Linked DNA regions of Mus musculus: region 2 is linked to region 1. A link is a loop called in an ENCODE intact Hi-C map of the cell type or tissue named here. Cell type or tissue: gastrocnemius. All regions are shown on one strand. Links, peaks and the distances in the headings refer to the core of each region. The heading gives the core; the rest is flanking DNA.

Region 1 (12,435 bases), core at 1,637-9,636:
TCAGCTCTAGAGGCTAAAAAGATTAAGACATCAGCATCTGGCAAAAGCCTTTATTCTACATCAGCACAGTGGAAGGGGGTGGGAGAGAGAGACAGAGAGACAGAGAGAGACACACAGAGACAGAGACAGAGAGACAGAGAGAGAGAGAAGAGAGAATGAACTCTGGGTATCTTAAACCCTGTATAACATTAAACACATGGCAAAGCAAAGCCTGGTCCACATTCTCATGTCCCCACCCATTACTCTCACACTGACAGTTAAATTTCAGCAAGGGCTTTGTTTGGAAGGTAGAGCGGGTACTGACCCACAGGAAAGCGGAAGCAGAAGCAGAGCCTTGTACTTCATACACTGGCGCGGCTGAGAGCTCAGCAGCGAGAGCCCCGAGTAGGGGCTGATAATATTCCAGATCACATGGGGTGGCGAGTGTTTATGGTGAACAAGACCAAAGATGCACAGAGAGAAAACGGGATTCAGGGATACCATCCAAACAGAACAGCATTAAGTTTTGTTAGAAAATGTAGGGTCCAATGTAAAAAATCTCGTGTGTGTGTGTGTGTGTGTGTGTGTGTGCGCGCGCGCATGTGTGATTCTGCAAACACATGTGTGGACCTGTGAGCACATTCAGAGGCAACGTACACCTCTATCACTCTCCGCCTTATTTTTTTTTCTTTCTTTACTTTTTTTTTTTCTTTTTGGTTTTTCAAGACAGGGTTTCTCTGCATAGCCCTGTCTGTCCTGAAACTCACTCTGTAGACCAGGCTGGCCTCGAACTCAGAAATACGCCTGCTTCTGCCTCCCAAGTGCTGGGATTAAAGGCATGCGCCACCACTGCCCGGCTTCTGCCTTATTTCTTTGAGACAAGGTTTCTCATTACCTCCAGTGAGCCCCGGTGACCCTCCTACATTTCCCCCACAAGGCACTTGGGTGACAAGCCCTGGGACACACCTGGCTTTTTATATCACGCTCCGATCTAAACTTAGGTCTCCGTGTTTGAGCCGCAAGCACTGCTGTTACCGGCTGAGCCGTCTCTCCAGTTCCACAGTGATTTAACGTGATGCTCAGCACGCTTTGGAAAGATGCGCATAGAATCAGTGTGCAGCAGATTCGTAAGAACGACGAGATAGCATAAAGGTCTTTCCAGTGCAGAAGTGATGGGAGTTAGGACTTGGTGGGCATCTAGAAATGGGACATTGGGACAGTCATCCCCTTATGTGGTAAGGGATTAGAGAGGAGGGGAGGAGTGGGCCCGGAGGCTTAACAAAGCATTCCAGGCCTTGTTATTACAGATGCAGGGAATTTGGCAAGGCTCAGCCTTCAAACACAAGTTATACTTTATGGTTATTGACTCAGGACCAAACGTTACATGTGTGTGCAAGCACACCCACAGTCCACATTCAGGCATTCATAAATTAGACTCTTGAATAGATTTGGTTGACTACCAGACACATATAACACTGTCACTGTTCATCCAAGTATGAACAACAACAAAAGTGTTTGTAAACTGATTGCGTATCAGAGCAGCCATGGCTGGTGACTGCAGAGCTTGCTTAAGATCGTGGGCAACTTAGGCTTTAAGTCCAAGCTGCCATTCAGAAGGAACCGAGTGAGTTCAAGCAGATTTATTATTATTATCATTATCATTATCATTATCATTATCATTATTATTATTATTATTATTATTATGTATTTTCTTTATTTACATTTCAAATGTTATCCCCTTTCCTGGTCCCCCTCCCCGAAACCCCCCATCCCATCCTCCCTCACCTTACTTCTATGAGGGCGTTCCTCCACCCACTGGGGCATCTATTGAGCCTTCATAGGACCAAGGACCTCTCCTCCCATTGATGCATGACAAGGCCATCTTCTGCAATGTATGCATCAAGCAAATTTCTTAGTCTCTTTGTGTCTCCATTTCTACTCCAGTCACAGGGGTGCTATCAACACTGGTTGCTTATTTGACAATGAAAAGCACTACTACTCATGGATTCTTTGAGAATTATTTTTAATGTGTAGCCGTAAACTTTGCTTGTTATATATCATGATAATGGAATGTTGTTATATGATAACTTGTTATATGATGTCATGATAATGGAATGATATGCTTTAGCTTTAAACAGAAGGAAACAGAAAAAAAAAAGTCTGGTTATAGAAATCCTTTACCTCAGAAAATAATTTGAGAAAAAGTGACGTTTTCTAAGTGGACCAGTTCAACGAATATATCTGGTGAGGAGTGTATTAATTCCTATTGGCCTAAGGGCCAGTGGAATTAAAAAGAGCAGACAATTTTCACAATTACTTCCTCAAAGGAATAACACACGGATTCTTTTGCAATGCAAAAATTATTTTTGCCACTTTAACGCACACAAGATTGAATTTACATATCTATAACCAAAGCTAGCTTTATATACTTAGTCATTGCTCTCGGACCCTTTGCCTAAATTTCGATGGTGGAGTCTTGCCTTCAGCACACCTTCCTCTTCTCCAGGAAAGAGAGCAGGGTTCATCTGTGACACATACAGAAGCTTTGTCTACTGCAGTCTCTTTGTGTAGAGCTTTAAAAAAAAACCACACATAATTTTCTTGTTTTAAATTCTGATTGTTTTCCCTCCTTCATCTCTTCCAAGTCCTTCCATCCCTTCACCCACCCAACTCCACTCCTTCTTTCTCTCTCTCTTTAGAAAATAAACGGACAAAGAAATTTTAATTAGTTAATTAAACGAAAGAAAGAGCATAAGAAACACACAAGAGCACACAACCTACACAAAGCAAAAGCTTTAAAAGCACAAAGTCAGGGACCACATCACACAAGCAAGACTATACCAAAACTGCACCAAGATAGTGTTACACGAAAAATAATCTCCTAAAAAGCCACTGAGCTGGCCTTGTGTTGGCCATCGACTGCTGAGCACAGGGACCGGCCTCCAGTGTGGTTTGAATGCCCAGTGAGACTCCATTGGAGAAAACAAACTTTTCCTTTGTAAGTAGATGTCAGTTGAGGATAGCTTCTTGCTTAGTGATGGGAGCGCATGTCAACTTTCCATTCTCACCAGAGGGACCTCTCTGGTTTGGACCTGTGCAGGCCCTGTGTATACTGCTGCAGTCTCTGTGAGTTCATATGTGCGCAGTCCTGCTGCATCTGGAAGACACAGTTTTCTTAGATGATCCATCTCCCCTGGCTCTTACAGTCTGTTAATCTCCTCTTCTGCACAGTTCCCTGAGCCCTGAGGAGAGGGGTTGGATGAAGACACCCGCTTTGAGACTGAGTGTTCCAAGGTCTCTCACTCTCTGCACATTTTCCAGTTGTGAGTCTCTGTATTGATTTTCATCTGTTGCAAGAGGAAATGTCTCTGAGAATGGCTAAGTGGGACACTGCTCTATGGATATAGCCCAGTGTTATTAGGAGTCATTTTATAGCTACATTCTTCTAGAAGAAGAATAGTAATAGTTTCCTGCAGGTGGTGGCCTATCTAGTTTCTGGTTCTTGGATGCTGGAACAGGTCAGGCGTGGGTTCTATCTCATGGAATGAACCATAAATCCCGTCAAATCCTGGCTGGTTGCCTCCACATTTCTGCTGCCATTACACTAGCATATGACACATGCAGGCTACCATTGTAGATTTCAGGGCTTAAGTTGGGTTGCTGCTTTCCTTTCTCCTCTGGAAGAATGCAAAGCACCTTTCAGTACCCTGAAGACTAGTCAGGAGGGGTGAAGGCTTTAGTTCAGGGGTCCTCAACCTTCCGAATGCTGTGGCCTTTTAACACAGCTCCTCATGTTGTAGTGACTTCCCCAAGAATAAAATTACTTTTTGTTGCTACCTCTTAACTGTAATTTTGCTACTGTTATGAATCATAATGCAAATATCTAATAGGTAGGTATCTGATATGTGAACCCTGTGAAAGGGTCTTTCAGCACCCTCTCCCCATTCCTCCCACTGCCGCCAAGGGTCACTGCTCTAGTTAGTTACCAGCTCAAATTCTCCATGTTTACTGATCAGCTATGGAGAGCCACCAATAGCCTTGGCCATGGTATGAGTTTGGGGATTTCCACTGGACCCCCTCTGGCAAACAACTCAAGTATATGCGACCTATTCCTGGTGCAGTTTGTAGCAGAAGGTATCTTGTTCATCCACTATGGAACTCAGTGTGGTGGAGGAGGCTTGGAATATGTCTACCTTAAGATCCAGCTATCCCACTCACGGGATAGCATGCGCCCAAGGGACTCTACGTCCTATATCAGAGACACTTGGACAGCCACGTACATTGCTGCTCTTCAGCACAGCCAGAAACTGGAAACAGCCTAGATGTCCCAGCAGAAGACTAGATAATACACATGTGTTATGCTTACACAATAGAACATCATTCCATTTTATAAACAAAAATCATAAAAATAAAATAAAAAAGTAAAATCACAGTCAATTAATGAAGCTAGAAAAATAAAATAAACTCTTGGTGGAGTTTTGACAGTCCATTGTATATAAAAAAAATCATTCTTATTCAAGAAGACAAATGTGATCTGTATGTGCTTGTGTTGATGTTAGCTTTTAATCCTTCAATGGTTATACTACGATCTATATAACCACAACGGTTAGGGGTAGGGGTAGGGGGTGAGGGGGAGGAGAGGAAGGAAGAGGAAGCAGAATATTTAGGGACAGGGAAGACTGGGGTGGGAGGATTTAAAAAAGAAGGGTTAGGAAGAGATGGGTAAGGGTGAGGGAGGGAGGGACAGCTAACAGCAAGGGTCATTTGACAAGTCATATGGAGACCTACTACAGTAAAAACTATTTGAAATATATACCTACATGAAAGATATAAGTGAAATCACCAAATAAAGGTGGCGACAAAGCCCCAGCTAGATATCTTTTGCCACAAAAGTGTGAGAGACCTCGGAACACTCAGTCCAAACTGGGGTGTCTTCATCAAGCCCCTCCCCTCAGAGCTTTTTGTGTTTCCCAAACAAGACGAAAAGAGTTCTTTCAATTTCTGTGAATAATTGTATCGGACTTTTGATAGGGATTGCATTGAATCTGTAGATAGCTTATGGTAGGAGAGCCATGTCCACCGTATTAATCCTACCAACCCATGAGCATGGAGATATCTCCATCTTCTAATATTGTCTTCAGCTTCTTTCTTCAAATGTCTTCATGTTTTTATTATACAAGGCTTTCAGTTGTGTGTTAGGGTTGCAATGAAATATTGTACTCTTTAAGGCTGTTGTGAGAGGTGTTGTTCCCTGATTTGTCTCTCTGTCTGTTTGCCATTTGTATATAAGAAGGCTACTGGGTTTTGTGTTAATTTTGTATCTAATTGCTAATTCAATGAAAGTGTTTATCAGCTGTAAAAGTTTCTTGGTGGAGTTTTGACAGTCCATTGTATATAAAATCATATATAAAGATATCTGTACGCTAGAGGGTGGTGGTGTACACTTTTAATATTAGCACTCAGTAAGCAGATCTCTGACTTTGAGGCTAGCATGGTCTACATTCTAGGACAGCCAGGGCTACACAGCGAAACAGTTTCTCAAAGCAGAGAATGAATGAATGAATGAATGAATGAATGAATGAATGAATGAATGAAAAAGAGAAAGAAAAATTAAGAAAGAGAGAGAGAGAGAGGCAGGCAAGAAGGAAGGAAGGAAGGAAGGCAAGAAGGAAGGAAGGAAGGAAGGAAGGAAGGAAGGAAGGAAGGAAGGAAGGAAGGAAGGAAGGAATTTGTATCCCCTGTTCTCCTTCTGTCATCCTACTGTTCTTGCTAAGATGTCAAGTCCTATACTGAATATCTGTTGTCTTGATCCTGATTTTAGTGGACATGCTTTGAGTTTCTCCTCCCTTTAAGTTAATGTTGACTGTGGGCATGTTGTATATTGCCTTTATTATACTGAGTCATGTCCCTTGTATTCCTAGTCTCTCCAGGACTTTTATTATAATGAGATGTTGGATTCTGTCAAAGGCCTTTTCTGCATCTAATAGATGATCCTGTGGTTTTGTCTTTCAGTGTGTTTATATGGTGAATTACATTTATTGATCTGTCTATGCTATTTCAGCCTTGAGTTCATTTCTTACCATTTATTCATTTTGGGTGGTAATTTTTCCATTTGCTCTAGACTTTTCAAGTGTGCCATTGAGTTGTTAGTATGAAATCTTTCCTCTTCTTTTCTTTTCTCCTTCTCTTCCTCTTGCTCCTCCCTTCCCCTTCCTCTTCCTCTTCTTCCTCTTCCTCTTCCTCTCCTCCTCCTCCTCCTCCTCCTCCTCCTCCTCCTTCTTCTTCTTCTAATGTAGGCAACTTAGTGCTATGAGCTATAGCTGCCTTCATTGTGTCCCATAGGCTTGGGTATGTTGTATTTTAATTTTCATCCAATTCTAAACTGTTTTAAATTCCCTTCTCAGTTTCTGCCTTGATCCCTTCTCCATTCAGTAATGAGTAGTTCAGTTCCTATGAATTTGAATATCTTCCATTGTTGTTAATAACCAGCATTAATCCTTCATATCCAGATAGGATGCAGGGTGTTATTTGAGTTTTCTTATAACTGTTGGGACTTTTGCTTTGTGTCCTAGTTTGAGATGAGTTTTGGAGAAGAGTTTGAGCCAGAACAGCTGAGTTGAACCAGCCATTCGGAATTCAGAAAGAGCTAGAAAGGGTGAGCTTAATTCATCAGTAAGCCTCCTAGACAACATTTTCATCTGGTGAATAAAAGATACTTTTACCCTGTTCCTTGATTTCTGCTGCCCTCTCGGGATCTTAGGAGAGTGTGATGGCTCTTGGTGGCCACACAGAGAGTGCTTTTGCAGGCCTGTGGGTAGCAGAGAGCAGTGGAGGAAAAGGATGAGAGAGGCATCAGGAAAGACCTTAGAGATCCTATCCACACCAAGAGGTTGTGTCACCGGGGAGCTTATGGTGTGGTGGGAAGTGGGAAGGAGGTTTCAGTAAAGCAAAGAATAATCCGTGGAAACATGGGTGGAAGACTGAAGAAGACCCTGAGTTGGAAAAATTAGTCAGGGTCTCCAATGATGGCGTTGAGGAAGGAATAGGGGCAGCAGTAAGCTTATTGCTATAGGGTTGAGGTTGGGGGTGGGGGTGGGGCAGAGAGAGAGAGAGAGGTAGTGAAGGACAGAAGGACAGAGCAATTCACCTTCCCTGCCAGGTGTGGTCACTGTGGGTCCCAGGTGAAAAGTGTTTCTATGTATTGGGGGGTGACAAGAGGGAATGGGAATAGGGTTAGGGGGGCTAGGAGTGTCCAAGGGAAGGAGAAAAGCTGGGTGCACACCAGGGTCAGGCAGAGTCCCCCGGGGAATGGAGGTAGGGTGGAAGAGAAACCCTGCAAGCAATCTGTTGTTCCACGGATGAGCTGGGGATGACTCTTGCCCAGTAACTTTTCATAATAAATAAGGTTTTGGGCTCACAAACTTGGCAGGTGGGGCCATAGTCCTGCCAAAAGACCCAGGCACAAAATGAAGAAGAAGAAAAAAATCCCTCATCTCTGGCTATTTCCACATATGGGAATATTTGAAATTTTGAGTTTGAACATCTGCAAAACTGACTGAGTTCCCCACCTGGTTATGTTGGCAAGCAACACCCACAATTTTGGAATCCTTAGTTTTCTACAATTAATTCAGTCAAATTCTCTCTCTCTCTCTCTCTCTCTCTCTCTCTCTCTCTCTCTCTCTCTCTCTCCCCCTCCCCCTCTACCCCCCTATAAAAGGCAAGAGACCCATGATCTCAGTTCCCCCCACTGACATCATCTCAATGTTTCTTCCTTTTTTTCCCAACCCATGCAAAAGTCTAAACTTTCAAGATGGCAGAACAAGAAGGCAGGGCCTTTGATAAGTGATGAGTCATGTGGGTGATGTCATGACCAAAGGGCCCCAGAATCCCTCAGCCTTCTGCTATGTGAGGGCAGTGAAGAGATGTCCTCACCAGGTACCAACTCTACCAAAGACCTGTGAGAAATGGCTTGATGTTACTTGTAAGCCTCCCAGCCTATTTCATTATAGCAACTCACGCAGATTAAGACAGAAAATTGCTACTAAGAAATGTACGGATGATGTAACAAATACCTAAAAATGTGGAGAAGGCTCTAGAACTGGGTAATGGTGATGCCTGGCAATGTCTTTGGTGCATATTAGAAAAGGTCTCTATTGCCATGAATAAAAGGCAATTTCAGTCAGATTTAGGAGAGAAGAAAGAAATGAGGTGAGAGAGGAGAGGATAGAAAAGACAGTGAATGTGGAGGAGAAGGGACCATAGAGAAACCTTTAGTCTTCTCAGAGAATACCTTTCAAAGTCTTTAAAGCGTCGGCTCTCAACCGCCCCAGTGTTGTGACCCTTTGATACAGTTCCTCGTGTTGTGTGACCTCCCCAACCATAACATTATTTTCCTTGCTTCTTCATAACTGCTACATCATGAGAACCTGGCCCAGCTGCTGCAGGAGGCCAGCTGCCCAAAGCCGTGGGACAGGGACCTAGCACAGGGATAGGTCCAGGGGCCCTAGAAAACAGAGTACAGAGCCAAACAAGACACTTCATGAAAAGTGAGGTTTGGTCTTTAGGGGATCTGGCCCCTCCTTTCTTCCTTCCTGTGGGGAATGGGACCTTCTGTCCTTGGCCTCTCCTGTCATTGTAGTTTGGAAACGGGCAGCACGGTTGGTTTCACACATTCGTAGCTGAAGTGTGCTTCAGATCCAAACCAAACCCCCATTTGTCTCACTCACGTCTGACTGACATGATAGCAGAGATTGTGGACTTTGGGTTTTGATCGGATGTTGGAATGAGTTAATACTTTTAAGGCTGCTGGGACAAAAACATGAAATTTGGGGATCATGGGAAGAATATGACAGGCCGAACACTCTGAAATTCACATGCTGAAATCCTGACCTTCATGATGGGAGCATCAGGCAATCAATGAGTTAGAAGATAATAGGCCATAAGAATCCTGTCCTCACAGGCGGGATAAATGGCCTACTAAGAGACACCATAGAGGTAGCATGCCCCTTCCACCAAGGCAGGAAAGTAAAGACATATTATGTAAGAAATAAGCCCCTGATATTTCAGCACATTCAGACTCCATGGCCTCTAGAATGTTGAGAAATAAAGATCTCTTGCTCATAAGCCGCATAGTCTGCAATATTTTGCTTTAGAAAACCAAACAGCTACTTCAGACGTCACCCACAGACAGGGTTTCTCTATGTAGCCCTGGCTGTCCTGAAACTCTCTCTGTAGACCAGCCCTCCCGGATATCTGCCTGCTTCTGCCCCTGCGATTAAAGGCGTGTGTCACCTCCCACAGTAGATGGAGTACTTTTATGTATGTATGTAAACCCATGTTCAGATGTACAATCAAGAATCTCTCTCCTCCTCCTCTTCTTCCTCCTCCTCCTCCTTCTTCTTTATTGATGTTTTCATAGATTATTTTCAAAAATAAACTTTAATGACAGAGAGGACAAACATAAATGAAAGTTTTCAAAAAAAAAATCTGAAATGTTGAAAAGGCTGGAAACTGAGTGATATGAAATCAGAAGAGAGATACCGAGGACGACAGCCAATGAGAGCAAAGAGAACCGCTCCACCCACTGGAGTGAGATTTCTGGTGTCTTAAAAAATCCCACTTACGTTATGGAAACACATTTTTGTTTTAATCCCAGGTGTGATATATGGGGCTGCTTCAGATTGTCCCCAGCAGCCGACTAGTTGCTCTGGGTGCTTCCAGTGCAAGATCTGGGAGGGGCGCGATCTTTGCCAACCTGGGATAGTTTAACTGAGGGTTCTGCAGAGGGAACGAATGCCAGAACCCGGAGAGAAAAGGTTGCGCTTGGGAAAAGAAAGGGGTGTGGCTGTTCTGCCTGCTGGTGTCTGCTCCTGTTTGCTGTTGGTAGCTTGTCAAGTGGTCGAGAAAAAAAGACAAGATGTCGGAGATGCCCTGAAGAGACAAAGATTGGACTTGTCCCAAGGAACTCAACCCAAATAAAATTGATGTATGGGGGCTAGAGGGGTGGCTCAGAAGTTAAGAACACTGAGGTCCTGAGTTCAGTTCTGAGCAACCACGTGGTGGCTCACAACCATCTGTAATGAGATCAGGTGCCCTCTTCTGGCCGGCAGGCAGGATGCTGTATACATAATAAATAAATAAATAATTAAAATATATATGTTATATATATATATATTTGCACATATATATATGTTGCACACTGTATTAGGTGGTTCCCAGTCTCTGCCCCCATGGATATGTAGATGGAAAGGCAAGTTAGTAGAGGCTGGAATAAATCGTAAGAGCTCCCAAGGCTGCCTCAAAGGGAGTTTCAATGAGATCGGTGCTCCGGCGTGGGAGCGTCTTGACATGTTCAGCTGTGTGAGAAGAGAATCTGGATGATGTGTTTGTATTGTGGTGCTGTTAAGGGCTCTGAAGATGAGATGGACTGGGAGGTCTTTAAATGACACGGAAGGACACCGAGTCACAGGGCTCCATCTTCAAGTTTCCTGTGTACAGAGTTCCCTTTCTTGAGTGCCTGGGCTAAACCTTACCTAATTTTTCTAATGTGCTGATGAAAACACACTGTCCCAGTTATACCTCTAACTGGGTGGTTTCCAGTATTTTAAATATTCTCCTTACACGTCTACCTCTGAAAACCTTCCGCTTGCCTCTGCGTCACCTTCGTAGGCTCTCCGTGAGAACCAGACCAGAGAGCTTGCTAGTTTCTTTCTCACCCCTGTGACATGCCAGGAATGTGGGAAGGTCTGTGGGAAGGTCATGGCTTTCCCTGACACCATGTGCCCTTGTCATTTGCTCCCTTCCTTCCCATACACTGCTCTGGCTGCATGAGCTTGCTGGTGGGGACACTGTTGGCCAGCGTGACCACAAGCTCTTCATTACTGATCCTGAGGCCACTCCTCAGGCCATTCCTGTCAGATCTCAGGATGGACCCTCAGGACCTCAGGCTTGCCCTTCAACATTCTCTCCCCTGCTGAATTTAATAGCATGTCAGGTTCTCAGCTTTCCTCCAACCACACAGAATCTTCTCTGGCCATGATCTAGGAATCCCCCCTTTCCTTCTCTCCTCACTCTGCCTGCCCCGTGGGGGCTGGGGGACATCATCGACGCCCACATGAACTATCTCTCTCTCCCTTCAGCGCACATCTCTCTCCTAGTTTCCCAGGGACCCTCTCAAAGACATCACACATCACAACCACAGTCTAAATTTAACACTGCATTGAGTCTCACATTAGGGAATGGCATATAGTAGTTCTTAGAATCATTTCTACCTTGTGTGCCTTTTGCCCATCCTTCCTTCTCCAAGGGGAGGTACTTTATACTTAAACCAAGGAAGAAAATGCAATAGAAAACAATCACTAACCTAAAAACATGCAGTATTTCCACCAGGAACCACACGTATGTATGCAGACAATGGTATCATGAATCCCGTTATTTTGTTCACTTGGAAAATTAACAGAAAATAAATGAAAATAGTTTGGAGTCCACATAAAAGCAGGCTTGTACAGACGTGGTTCTATCTGTGAACTTTATTAAAGACTTTCAGGATGTCTGCCTGTGTGACTTTTCACTGTGTGTCATAATCTTACCACGTGTGCTCCGGGCTCCGTTACGGAGCAACCCATCAGAATTTGTAGAGAGTGTAATTCTGCTATTGGTCAAAGAAGTTAGAATTTCCTGCACTTGGGAGAGAATCTTGACATTTTCCATGACTATAGACATTGTCCAACTCTGTAGACAAATTTGGACAAATTAGAGTGATTGTTACCAGAGGCAAGATTGCCTGCTTCCCCTTTCTAAAGTCAATAATAGCCATTAGCTGGTTCGTAGCCAACTTTACCGGATGACTGGGCAAAGACTGCCGTGCCAGAGGAAGAGCCCCTGGATTTAGCAAATAATAACTCCAAGGTAAAATTATTATCGTTGAGTCTAAACACAATAATTTCCCACAGCATAGGGATAGCCAGTGGAATAAAGCTAGGGCAGCTAAGAGAAGAACCGAGACGGCCATCTTCATAAGAGTGCGCACGGCTCAGAGGAGCAGGCATCTTTGTTATGTATCCCATTAGCCTAAAATGGCGCTTGGCACACAAGAATCGCTTGATATTTTTGTCATGTGCTGCTATTTGAGCTTCATGTAATTTTTAAACATCACAGAATAGGACTCCTTTTGAAAATTTCAGCCACTTAAAGTGTAGAAACCATTCCTTCCCTATAGAAGGGCTGCATTCAGCCCATAGCCTTGCTCGGCTGCCCTGACACACCTTGTGGCAACCATCCTTGAAAGCAGTACCATCCCAGCAGTTTCTCTGGGCATCACACTGACAATGGTGTCCCTGTGGAGACTGTCTCCGTGGATCCATACAGGCTATAGAGTCAGGTACATACTGACTGGCCTGAGTACAGAATGCTCACAATGGAAGCCAAATGGCAGGCCCAGTTATCTCCCCACGAACG
Region 2 (12,435 bases), core at 1,720-9,719, 51 kb before region 1:
GGAAATGCTATCTAAAAAAAATAAGGTAGCGTGGAATTGAGAACACACCGGAGATTGACCTCTGGCCAACACATACACGCACACACAAAGCACACTGCAAACCACACACCGCACACCACACACCAGGGGACAAAGGGAGGGAACGAAAGAATGTTGGGAGCACAAAGGTTTTGATCACAGATAGCGCTAGGGAGACCAGGAATGTTAAACACATGCAGGGCTGCCTGGAAAAAGACGTATAACCTGTTTTCTGCCCTAAAGGCTGGGGATGGAGGTGGCCGATCACCTGGCAACCTCCGTGCTATCTGTAGGGCCAGATCATACCTGGCTCCCCCTAAGCTCCCACAGCTGGGACTGGAGGTGATTAGTGGCCCAGATGACCTCTGTACTAAATGCATGACTGAGACCTCCTCTAGGCTCTTAAGATGAAATCTACCTTTGGAGCCCATCTACCCGTCTTCATGCCAGAAATAACACGCACTTTGAGAAGTTTTGAAATTATGCCTCCTCACGCACATGGGATTGCGCTATACCAGGAAATTTTCCCCCCCAAATTGGACTGTGCTTAAAAATGCCTGAAATCAGCTATCCAGTGTCAGACTCTAGAGCAGTAGCTCCCAACCATTTAATACAGTTCCTTGGGTCATGGTGACCCCCAACCATAAAATCATTTCATTGCTACTTTATAACTATAATTTTGCTACTGTTATGAATTATAATGTAAACATCTGTGTTTTCTGGTGGTCTTCAGCAAGCCACATGAAAGGGTCACTCGACCCCCACCCACAGGGTCTGAAAGCTGTTGTTCAGAGGTTTGAACCAACACCAGCTACTGAATCTCTCTGAACTAATTTCTTTCTCACCTCACATGGATCCTTACTCTGCCGGCTCTGGTGTTTACAGAGACCCTCGTGTTGCAGGGCAGAGAAAAAGGAAGAAACATGAAAATAAATGGCCTGCTTTATGCTGCCCAGATATGGAATCTCTAACCCCAAAACAAAGCCACCCCTTTGCCATCTTATCACAAACTCGCTTTTTTTTAGGTAGATTGAATATTTAGGGCAGGCAGCCATAAGGTACCACCAGTACCAAAGCCCATCGAGACTTCTTTTCCTGATCTCCTTCCTACGGAGCAAGCCTTGAAAAGATATATATCCTGGAGGCCTACAAACTCTCCTGATGGAGACGAGGCTCTGCCCCTATAGGGTAGACCCTAGTGGGGGAAAAACACAGCCACGCAGATACCTGTGTGATGTCTTTAGCTTTCTCTCACCCTGCGGAAGATGGCAGTCTTATGATCTCACCTTCTCATCTCTCTCTCTCTCTGTATAGAGCCCTCTTCTCTGTACAGAACCTGCTGAGAGGCAAGGCATGAGACCCACTGACACTCAGTGGCAAACAGATCAAGGTCCTGCTGTTGATTAAGTAACAATTTGGGGACTGTCTAAGACAGAAACAAATAAGTCACCTTTGTCCTAGAGCACCTGCAGTGTAGTAGAGGTGTGTGAAATTAGGTGTGCTAAGGAAAGAGACAGCTGAGAGACCCAGGTTAAAGAGTAGACAGGAAGGGATGTGACAGAAACTGCCTCATGGAGGATATTTCTGAACACACCTAACATAACCTTCCCCAAAGCACAGTTGCTGTAGCTGATGTTGTCTGACATTAGGAGAAGGCTGCTTTCTGAGGAAAGCCTGTAACTTACCACAGCAAAATAAGATCGCTTTATAGACCACAAAATAAATGAATCTCTATGGAATTTCAAACAGCTGGGGAAGAAATGTACAAAACACTATGGTCTCCAACCGTTGACAGGGCAAACGGAGGTCATCTAGACCACTCAGTGAAGTAAAACCCCAGGACTCCATCCTGAAGGAGTTGCTTGACTAATGATTTGAACTGTGGCCTTTGAGTCTGTATTTTAGTTACATACACTACCACACCACCATCAAACCAAGGCAGGCCTTTCTCAACATGTAGGTCTCAACCCCTTTGTGGGTCGAACAACCATTTCATAGGCGTGGCATGTCAGTATCCTGCATGTCAGATGTTTAAGTCATGATTCTTAAAAGTAGCACCAACACAAGGAGCTGTATCAGAAGGTTGCGGCATTAAGAATGTTGAGAACTGCTGACCTAAAGCACCATCAAACTTGGAAACCATCTTTACCTCTTGAACTTCTCCTATTGCCAGGGGCCTGTTTGGGAAGTCCGCTTTAGTCCTTCCCAAAGACCCTCACAATCATAATGACTGACCAAGGTTTAACTGGGCTCTTGGTGTTTGGGGGTTCATTCCTGTTTACGAGTGCTAAAAAAAAAAATCCTTCTGTTTCTCACTAAGCTGTCACAGAGCCTCCTGAGACAGATCCACCAATTTCACTCAACAGGCTGGAGCCAACTGGCCTGAACAAGTCACAGTTCTGAAAAGCAGGCTCTCTCCCTGACTGAATGCGAGGGTAAGACACTCCTTATTCTTGCCGTAGGCCTAAGGAATTAAAGTCTGTATGGGAGCCCCCAGCAACAAACAAACTGTAGCAGGCTTTTAAGTGGCTCTTGTTACCATTAAGAATAGAAGTATCTAGATCAGGCTCATCCCCTGAGGAAGTAAATTTAAGGGGACGAGAACTAGGGTGGAGGCAGACACTGAACCAGAAGGGTCTGGTGATATCGTGCTATGTATAAGTGAGCTGCAGGCTCTAGCATGGGGTATGACTTAGGGGCCTCTAGGATGAACTCAGAAGTTCCAGTGGGTGGAGTGAGACAGGGGAGGAATGTTGTACCTGAGTGTTTCCTCATACGGCCCTCAGATTACGGCATTGGAAACAGGGGTCGAGGGGAGGATACTGGTACCTCCAAGAATACTTGGGTCCAGGGCAAGCTACAGAGAAAGGATTTGGACAAAGGAAAACTATGAAGAAAGTAACCCACTGTCAACTCTGAGAATCCAAGTGACTCAAGGAGGGAGCCCTGAAGGTGGGGTTCACCTAGCCTGAGGTGGCACTGTTCTTTTCTCTTTCTTTCTTTCTTTCTTTCTTTCTTTCTTTCTTTCTTTCTTTCTTTCTTTCTTTCTTTCTTTCTTTCTTTCTTTCTCTTTCTTTCTTTCTTTCTTTCTTTCTTTCTTTCTTTCTTTCTTTCTTTCTTTTTTTTTGATAACTTCAAGAGGCAGCTTTGAGTGGAGAGGGAGCCTGTCCGAGCGCGGTGGGAGCCATAACGTCCAGCTGTCCAACTGCCACCGCCAGTGCAAGTCATGACCCGAGCACACTGCAGGGAAGATTGCCTCTCGTGACGTCAGCCCAAGGAGGAAATGACCTTGAAGGAAACAGAACCCTGATTAGTTGCAACGAAAGTGCTCATTTCCATTTTCCCTTTCCGAGAACGGCTGTGTTATATAGTCAATGAAATTAGTGTGCATTGTTTTTGCCTGTTTCAACAACAAACAGAAGAGACAGGATAATGTGGAAGATGTTAAATGACTAAGTGAACTTTGGTTAGAACAACTTCATATTGGAGATACTTCATGAAAACTGAAATTTTATTAGCACATTGTCATTCAAATTTCAATAACAGTCATTTTTGTTTGTTTTTGTTTTGTTTTTTTTTTGTATGTGGGTTTTTTTTTTTTTTGGTTGGTTGGTTGGTTTTTTTGGGGGGGGGGTTGGTGGTTTTTTTCTTTTGTTTGGTTTGGTTTGGTTTGGTTTTTCGAGACAGGATTTCTCTGTGTAGCCCTGGCTGTCCTGGAACTCACTCTGTAGACCAGGCTGGCCTCGAACTCAGAAATCTACCTGCCTCTTCCTCCCAAGTGCTAGGATTAAAGGCGTGCGGCACCACTGCCTGGCCAATAACAGTGTTTTAAGTGTTCAAATACCACTTAAGACTCTGTACTGCCTAGTTATTCTAATACATAACACTTTTCCTGTATCTAAGCTCAAAGTGAATGTAGGCTGGTATTTTTATATGGTGTACAAAATAGATGATGGTGGTTTTATATGGTATAGAAAGACATAACAACATCATTTTACTTATAAACACAGATATGCAAAATTTTCAACCTAGGTGCACTTTTAAAGCACTTTCAATTAGTTTTTGAGCATGTCTAAAGGGGACACCCAGAATGTCCCCAAAACACCAGCAGACCAGTTTTGGTCATCTAAGTTTCTCTTCCTATATTCTCGCTTCTCATTGAGCACAGCAAATCAAATATTGGGGGAATGGACAGGACCATCTTTCCACGTGCAGGGATTTCCAAGTTTCCTCCCAAGTTGCCATGACCTGGAAGGCTGCTGAAGTTTTAGGGAGGACAGACCTTTCAGTTCCTTGTTTCTCTGCCTCCTCCACCCTCTCCTTCCCTCTGCCCAACCCCCTCCCTCCACAAGTGCTTTCCATGTAAGGGAAAGACAGAAACTTACTGGTATAAAGGAGAGAAAGGGGCTACGGCTGAGATCACAGCTGCAAGATCCAAGCCCCATGCTGCTAGCGAGCTTTCTATTGAGTCCATGCTGGGCTAGGGTATATCACACTATGGGGAATAGGAGAGTAATTTTTTTTTTCTTCCTCAAGACTTTTAGGTTAGCTTCCAAGGAGCAATGGTTCCCACTCTTAAGGCCTTGGAGTAAAATCTCATGATTTTGTACTAAGAGGTTATCTGGAGGTCTGTCCTATTGATAACGTGTAATAAAGTACCCAGCCTTATGCAGTAAAGTGCCCCAACCCTGTGGAGGGAATTCTCAAGCTGTCTTCTCAGCGACCTGCTTCTGTGGGAAAGTACTAAGGCTGCCTCTCACACTGGAGGGGAGAGGAAGGGCCTGAGGCATCAACAAGGTGGTCTGCTTTTACCTTCTGCTTTGCAAAGTAAACAGATGGAGTTTCACACGTATTCCATAAACCTGTCTTCAGCAGGGGACTTTTTTTCTACTGGAATCCCAGCACAAACATGATGGACGAGCCCACTGCCTATGAGCCTGGCAGCCATGAGTGATAGATAGATACCCTGAGTCACACCAAGTAGAGGTGAACTGAGGATAAAGTTGTGCATCCAAGTGCTGTACTCTCCTGAGCTAGAGGAAGGTTTTCTTCGGGCCAGTATGGAACCGGAGGAATCCTGAATGTGGAGAGGCGCAGCTGGGTCGTCTCCAGACAGAGGAGGCTCCACTAAGACAGGGCGCCTGCTTCTTTCCCATCAAACGACAGCAGAACAGGATGCAACTTTGGGTTCCCAGCCCAAGGAATGCTTTCTGTCTCTTGTGACACACACCCAGACGTCTTCAGACTAAAACCAGGACTCTTCAGATCTCAGGATCGATCTCTTAATGATCTGACAATGGAACTATACACATGGGAAAAGCTTTGTCACCATGATGACGGAGTGTGAAAGTAAGAGACACAGAACAGGGGTGAAAGGGGAGCCCATTTATGATGCTGGAAAGGTAAAGGAATGCTTGTGGTGGAGACATCTTTTTTTTCTAGTCTGAACCACTTACAGATGATAATAATAATAATGGATTCCTGTAGTTTGTCCCTCCCAGGGTGCTTTAACGCACATCCTTTCTTTCCATCTTTGATGATACTAAATAGCACAAGTACCTACAAGCTAGCAGCACGTGGGTACCATCAAGAGATGCCTGGGTACCTCCTATGTGACTGATTTTATAATGACCTGGTTCATGAGTCTTGGCCTTTGTTGGCCTTCATTTTTGAGATGAACAGAGACCCACACAGAACCCCACATAATCCTTTAACACTATCTGTCATATCACAATGACTTTAATGTTTTAAACATCTCCCTCCCCCTTGCTTTTAAACCAAGTATATTCATCTCCTAACTTAAAAGGAACCTCCTCGAATATGACCATCCTGGAGACCCTTCATCTAAACTCACTAGCACGGGGCTCAGGGGAGTACAGCCTGGGCCCACTCTTGGTCCCATCACTTACTACCTAAGCAAGTTGTCCTACAGGCTCTTAGCAATAAACCTAGGGTGCCAATAATGTACCTCACGGGGCTGTCATGTATAGAATTTAAAAATACCTAACATACAATAAAATGGTAGCTTGCGTATCATAAGTGCATGGTGTTTTAGTCCTTTTTCTGATGCTACGGCTAAATACCACAGACTAGATTTTTTAAAATGTTTACTTAGCTCATAGTTGTGGAAGTCTGGGAAGTCCGATAGTATTGACTTTTTGTGAGGGTCATCCAGATAAGGCTCAGAGTGGCAGGGGATGTCCTGCAACAAAACAGAGCTGCTGCATAGCAACTTCCTCTGAGATGAAAACCTTCCGCTTTGGAAAAAAGCTCGAGATGAAGAATATTTTTAGAAGGGAGGTAAAGCAATATGATGTTCTAAGTGTGTGTGTGTGTGTGTGTGTGTGAGAGAGAGAGAGAGAGAGAGAGAGAGAGAGAGAAAGAGAGAGAGAGAGAGAGATTCCAATCCTACAGGGAAGCTGCTTAAGGTCAGGACATAACCATCTCAATCGCTCAATAGGAAGTCTCTGAAACTGACCAGATACACTAAAGCCCTCCACCCAAGCCTAGAAGCAGTAAAGACTTCTCAGAGACACTCTCAGACTAGACGAGCTGCCTAGAAGAAACACGGGGCTACTTGCAAGAGGCAGTTTTGAGCTGTCTGGCTCAGACCAGCTGGACTGCCTGGGAAAGACAGTTTCCCGCCTGTTGAACTGCTTGCGTGCTCTGCAGAGCATTTCAGAGGTTCAACTCCTGTGGACTGTCATCCAAGATACAGTGTGGATCAGGAACAATTTCAACACAGTATAAAGCTGATAAAGACTTCCAGAGCACATGTCTGTAAAGCCCGGGAAGGAAAGAAGGCTTGCTTCACAAGGCAGAAGGCAATAATTTATAGTAACAAGACTGGTGACTCTTTGCTCAAGTGTGTTCCCCAGATTTCATGTGCTGGAAACCTGGTACCCAGCAGAGCCATTGTGAGAGGAGACTCTCAGGGGGAGGTTGTGTGACAGGCAGATTAATTCTCTGAGACAGGTATAGTTAGCAGGCTATTATGGGAACGACTGTTATAAAGTGAGCTCCTGGGGACCGGCTCTTGTTGTATGACACTATTCCTGGGAGACATGAGCAAACAACTGGATCATATCTATAATTAGTTCTGTGCATATTTAACATCATGTTTTAAGCCATCATGGTTACTTACCTATGTATCACTAATAACTATGAACTCATTAAGAGACCACATCTCTTTTATCCTTTTAATTTCAGCACACAGCCTGCAGATATCCACTTAATTCGCTAGTGATGGAGCTAGTGGTATTTTTTTCAAAAAGTGTACACACTGGAGCAGGAAGCAGTCTTGGAAACAATTCCTGCTCAGCCCATCATTTACAGGTGAAGAAAATAAGGTCTGTGAGAATCAGACTAACCTAAAGTCACACCGTTCACACCGTTCGTTAGCAGGTGTGACTTTATAATTCATAAGTGCTGTGCTCTTAGAGGCCATTGGAACCTGTTGACAAACAAGAAATCAAACTACGATCTTGTTTTCCTGGTTTTCTTTGCGGAGGACATATGATTTTTCCTTTCTTGGTTATTCTTTGGCGGAAGTGGTTATAATCTTCCTTGGTAATCATCAGTATTCACCCATCTCTGCAATTCCAGAGAAAGGCAAGCCACTCGGCAGCCACCCATGATGTAGCAGTAGATATGGCCGACGTACCATATCATCTTCATCCTCGGATTCCCTCTGAGCTCCTGCTCTGTACAGCTGCTTCAGATAAACGAAGAAGGGTGAGGACGGAAGAGCTAAGGAAAGGTGGTTCATGAAGAGCCATGCGGGGTGTGGAGTGAATGAGTTTCTTAAATATTCTTACTTTCTGTGGCTACCTAGTAAGACACTTCTGTGTTTCCAAATTTAGTAGTTTAAAATAAAACCTCCTGTTTATTCTGTCTACAAACGTATTCAAGAGGGACAATTCACTTTGGCCTTATAAAGCATCTGACCCACAGATCCACAGACCCACGGATTCACAGATCCACGGACCCACAGATCCAAAGATCCACTGATCAACTGTGAGCATTCTCCTCTTGGATGATTTAACCACATGGTAGCAGGTGGGTGTTGACCATCTACGGCAATAAAACTATGGCGGCTGCTTGAGTTTAGATTTGGAAATGTCTTTTAAAAGCCCGTGTCAAGGCCTCTTCTAACGTTAACAGGTGGGGCCTGACGGGAGCCTTCGGGCCACTAGAAGACTGAGGACCTGCCACACTCTGGGGCAGCTCCTATGGACGGTCAGGAATGGTTCCTAGCCCTTACCTGATGGTCACGCCCTCCGTAACTCCAGTTCCTGCTGATCCGGCGCCCTCTTCCGGTTTCTACAGGCACTAGGCACGCAGTACACTTCCGTACAGGAAGGCAAAACATTCTTAACATAAAATAAAAATTTAAAAATCTCCAAAATACACTTCAGAGAAGTTTGACTCCTACTCTCAGGAGCAGTGGGAGTTGGGGCTTACGTGGTTACGTGGGCTTATGTGGCAGAGAGGTAGATACGTGAATGCAACATGTTAAACTCTAGACCTGATGGTTTTCTCGGAGAAGGGAAAGCTAAGACAGAGCTTCCCTGGTTAAATAACCCTCAAAAGTCGGCTTCAAAGACTTCCATTCTAAATACAACTTGAGCGTGTGCAACAAGGTCTGCTCTGGGTGTTGTCAAACTTGAGCCTCCAGCCGCACCTTAGAGAAGTCTAACACCTGGGTGTGATTGATATCAGCTGGGCAGACAACTTCACAGGTTGATGGGGAAAGAGACAAAGAGAGCTCTGTGAAAACCATCCCATCCCAGGGTGGATGTGCGATCAACATGGTGCCCATATTCCCAACATGGTGTCTGTAGAAATGAGTCAGAGCTTACGCTGCACGGACTCTCAGAAGGTACCACCCACAATCCAGGTGGGTCTCCTACATCCAATCAAGGCAACCAGGATGCGTCTTCAAGTAAGACTGTCTACACAGGTGATTCTTATTTGTTGCAAGTGAACACAGAACACACCCAAAAGGTCCACCCAAGTCACTACACAAATGAGCAAACCACGTGAAAGGGGACAGTGCTGTGTTCTCTAGAGGGTCAAAACTAGTGGGATAGATAGATATAGAATTTCATACATTTGTGTTTAATGATATTTAATACACTTAATACAAATTTAAAAATTGATTAATCAGCGTTAACATAGTAACAACAGCAGAGTCAGACCTGAGAGCCAAGAACCTGGTAAGATAGTCAATCCTGGAGGCTGGGTTCCTCAGCAGCCGAGTAGTCCCACCATGGCTGCTTCTGAGTAGAGGGAGGCTGGCTGACAACTGTGGTGGGGGTTGGGATTGTTCAGTCCGCAGCAGCAAAGGGGCAGACTGGCTTGGTGGCAAGAGGGAAGGCTGAGAAGCCAAAGGAGTGATGACGTCTTTCTTCCACACCCTTTTCACCGGGACTCTCAGAAGGTACCACCCACAGTCTAGGTGGGTCTCTCCACATCCAATCAAGACAATCAGGATGCTTCTTCAAGACCGGCTACGCTGGTGATTTTAATTGGTTGCAGCCTCGATACTGTCCTAAGCCACCACCTGAAATCTCCAGCTTAGCAGAAATAAGTTCTGAGCTCTGCAAAGACAAAGTATGAGAAATACATGAGGAGAAGAAGAGGGAACAGTTCTCAGCACAGCTCCATGTGGCTTCCTGTACATCGGCAAAGACTTGAACAGTCCAGTCGCAAATGTATCCAAAGGACTAGAGGAGACTGTGTGACAAAAAGTTGAAACAATCACATTCCAGCCTCTTGACTAAGAGGAATGAAGAAACAGATAGAGACAGTAGCCACGGCTCAGGAAAGAGAAATTATAAATGCAAAGATGTAAACCTCTGAAAGGGACTGGGAATTGGAAGGCAGGAGGTCTGAGGACAGGAATCAAAAAGTCAATAGATTTCAACAGTTGGTTCAAACAGGCCAAGTAAAGAATTGTAAGCCTGATAATTGATGGTAAAGATTATGCCGTATGGTGATAAAGATACCATAGGATGGTATGTGGGGGTATGTGGGTGGGAGGAAACATGACCAGAATCTCGGGGACAAGCGGGGCACCACTAAGCAAGCACACGTGTAACTGAGTACCAAGGACAGGAACGAAACAGAAAAATACTTGGACGAATTATGACTGACAACTTCAAAATATTAATAAAAGCCAGGACCCTTTAACTCCAGGCCGCTAAGATTAGTGTAGGGAATACATGAACATATATCACGGTTTTCAAAAGAATCCTAGAAGCTTGAAAGGGGTGGGGAGAGCAAGGAGCCCGTTGTTGTATACCTGAAGCAAGGGGTACCCAGAGCCAGCAATGCACAGCCAGAGTTCTCAAAGGACAAAGATTTCAACCAGGATTTTAATGTTCAAACAAAGTAGCTTTCAAAAGCAAAGGTGAAATAAAGACATTGCCAGGGAATTAAGTGAGTAATTACTGCCCAAAACACTAAAATTTCAATGCAAGGCCCACCCCCACATACATTCTACACTTGGATACTGGGCTTAATTGTGCACCTTCAAAGGACAGCGTAAATACATATTTATACTTTCTTAGCTGACTAAAAGACAGTAGTAACAATATCTTTGATGTTGTTTATTCTGTATAATCCTGTATAAAACATAGTCTGTATATTTAAAAACACACAGAAAAATAATATGTTTGGCAAAACAGCACAAAGAAAGTGGTTGGGAGAAAAGCTTTATACAGCTTTTTATTTTTCCAGACAGCAACTCAGAACCCCAGTAAGGGATGAAGAGAACTTGAATTGAGAAATATGATTAATATAATATCCTCTATACGCATTTCTATCCTCCTTCATCCTATGAATTTACTACAAAGACAAGTTAATACAGAGTAATAATAATAATAATAATAATAATAATAATAATAATAATAATAAATTAGCTGGGGGTCAAACAGGTAGGAGAAAGAGGAGAGGAAAGAAGAAATGGGATGCTCATTATAGATACATAGGTGAATTTCTTGGTTTTTTTTTTTTTTTGTTTTTTGAGACAGGGTTTCTCTGTGTAGCCCTGGCTGTCCTGGAACTCACTTTGTAGACCAGGCTGGCCTCAAACTCAGAAATCCACCTGCCTCTTCCTCCCAAGTGCTGGGATTAAAGGCATGAGCCACCACCGCCCGGCCATAGGTGAATTTCTAAGTTCCTTAAACTCATATTATTCTTAAGTGGATTCTAGTGAGACAATGCGGGTTTATATGGATGTCTTCTGGTCTGTCCCATTGGCTTCCATGTTTATTTTTGTGCCCATATCAGTCTGTCCTCAGGGTTGTGGCTCTGTAGTGTAGTCTGAGGTCAGACTGTGACGACTCTGACCCTGAGGGTTGCAGGGTCTTTTTGTTTGATTGGTTTGGGGGTTTTGGGTTTGCATTTTGGTTTTCTTTTTTGGTTTTGGTTGGTTGGTTGACTGGGTTTTGTTTTGTTGTTGTCTGTTGGTTGGTTGGTTTGGGTTTTTTGTCTTGTTGTGTTTTTTTTGTTTTTGTTTTTGTTTTGCTTCCATAAAATTTTAGGATTGTATTTTCTACTCCGGGAAAGACCGTGGCTGGAATTTTGACAAGAATGGCACACGGAGTCTAGACCTGTTTTCAGTCATACTGTTTTCACAACATTGATGGATCCCTTCTTCCCTGTAGGTTGATAAAACAAGCACTAATGGACTTATAAATAAAAGGTCAAATAGACCCATGGGTCATAGAAGCAAGTATATCACCCCCAAAGAAAACCCAAAATCTAGCAGGGAAAACACCAGATGCTAAGGCTCCCTTTGGCATTGTGGATAACGGAATCAACAGAGCCCCAAAAGGCTTAGGTAGCCCCAACACCTCTTCCCTTCCCCCTCCTCCTCTCCCCCCCCCCCCCACTTCCTGCCTTCCTGTCAGGCCTTCAGTTTTTCCCAGCAGGCACCCCAGGCTCCAGGGTCTCTAACATCAGGAACCTGGGTTATAACTTCCCCTTCACAGCTTCATGCAGTGGCCCGTCAGGGATTCCTTCCTGGCCGTGCTCTGAAACTATGCAGAAAGTCCCCATGACCTCTCCAATCTCACATTTCCATGCCTGTCATGCCAGTGCCATGTGGGTAATGTTGCCAAATTCTGCTACCAGCTGAGATGTAGCCTAGCCCTTCGGGGTCACAGTGCTAACCTGGGGAAACCTTTTCCTGGGCGCTTGCTTTCAAACACGGCGATCCTTCAGTTTAGGCTTTCTCTTCTGATATGAATTTGGGCCATCAGGAAGGAGCCCCAAAGGTGGGGTTTTGCCCTCAGGACACATTCCTGCCCTCGTGGAGTGCAGGAGTTCCTCTACCATGAAGTTGGTCTCATTAACATTCCCAGACACTTCCTCGGCACCAGGCAGAATGGTGTCCTGTCTAGAAATTTC

What was found. Hi-C counts contacts between places; a loop is a spot of excess contacts. Peaks named below come from ENCODE experiments on the same cell type or tissue, not always from the same donor. Only the 100,000 strongest peaks of a DNase experiment are listed, where the experiment ranks them.
Region 2: a loop joins it to region 1, with 1.9 times the contacts of the local background. A loop is called at or near these places in 2 of 42 quality-filtered maps.

The regions. Positions count from the first base shown.
Region 1 is chr15:97,111,724-97,124,158 of GRCm38, forward strand. No RefSeq gene overlaps it. Among named protein-coding and RNA genes, the nearest start is that of Gm32733, 10 kb to the left of the region's middle. In gastrocnemius, for the core only: no CTCF peak of the experiment used is centred there; no DNase peak of the experiment used is centred there.
Region 2 is chr15:97,060,943-97,073,377 of GRCm38, forward strand. The region is part of intron 1 of Gm32840 (a long non-coding RNA gene); the gene reads left to right. Gm32789 (a long non-coding RNA gene) reads left to right here and starts at 6,245. Exons shown (of 4, transcript XR_875625.1): 1 at 6,245-6,318; 2 at 7,624-7,752; 3 at 7,972-8,076; 4 at 8,182-8,378. In gastrocnemius, for the core only: no CTCF peak of the experiment used is centred there; no DNase peak of the experiment used is centred there.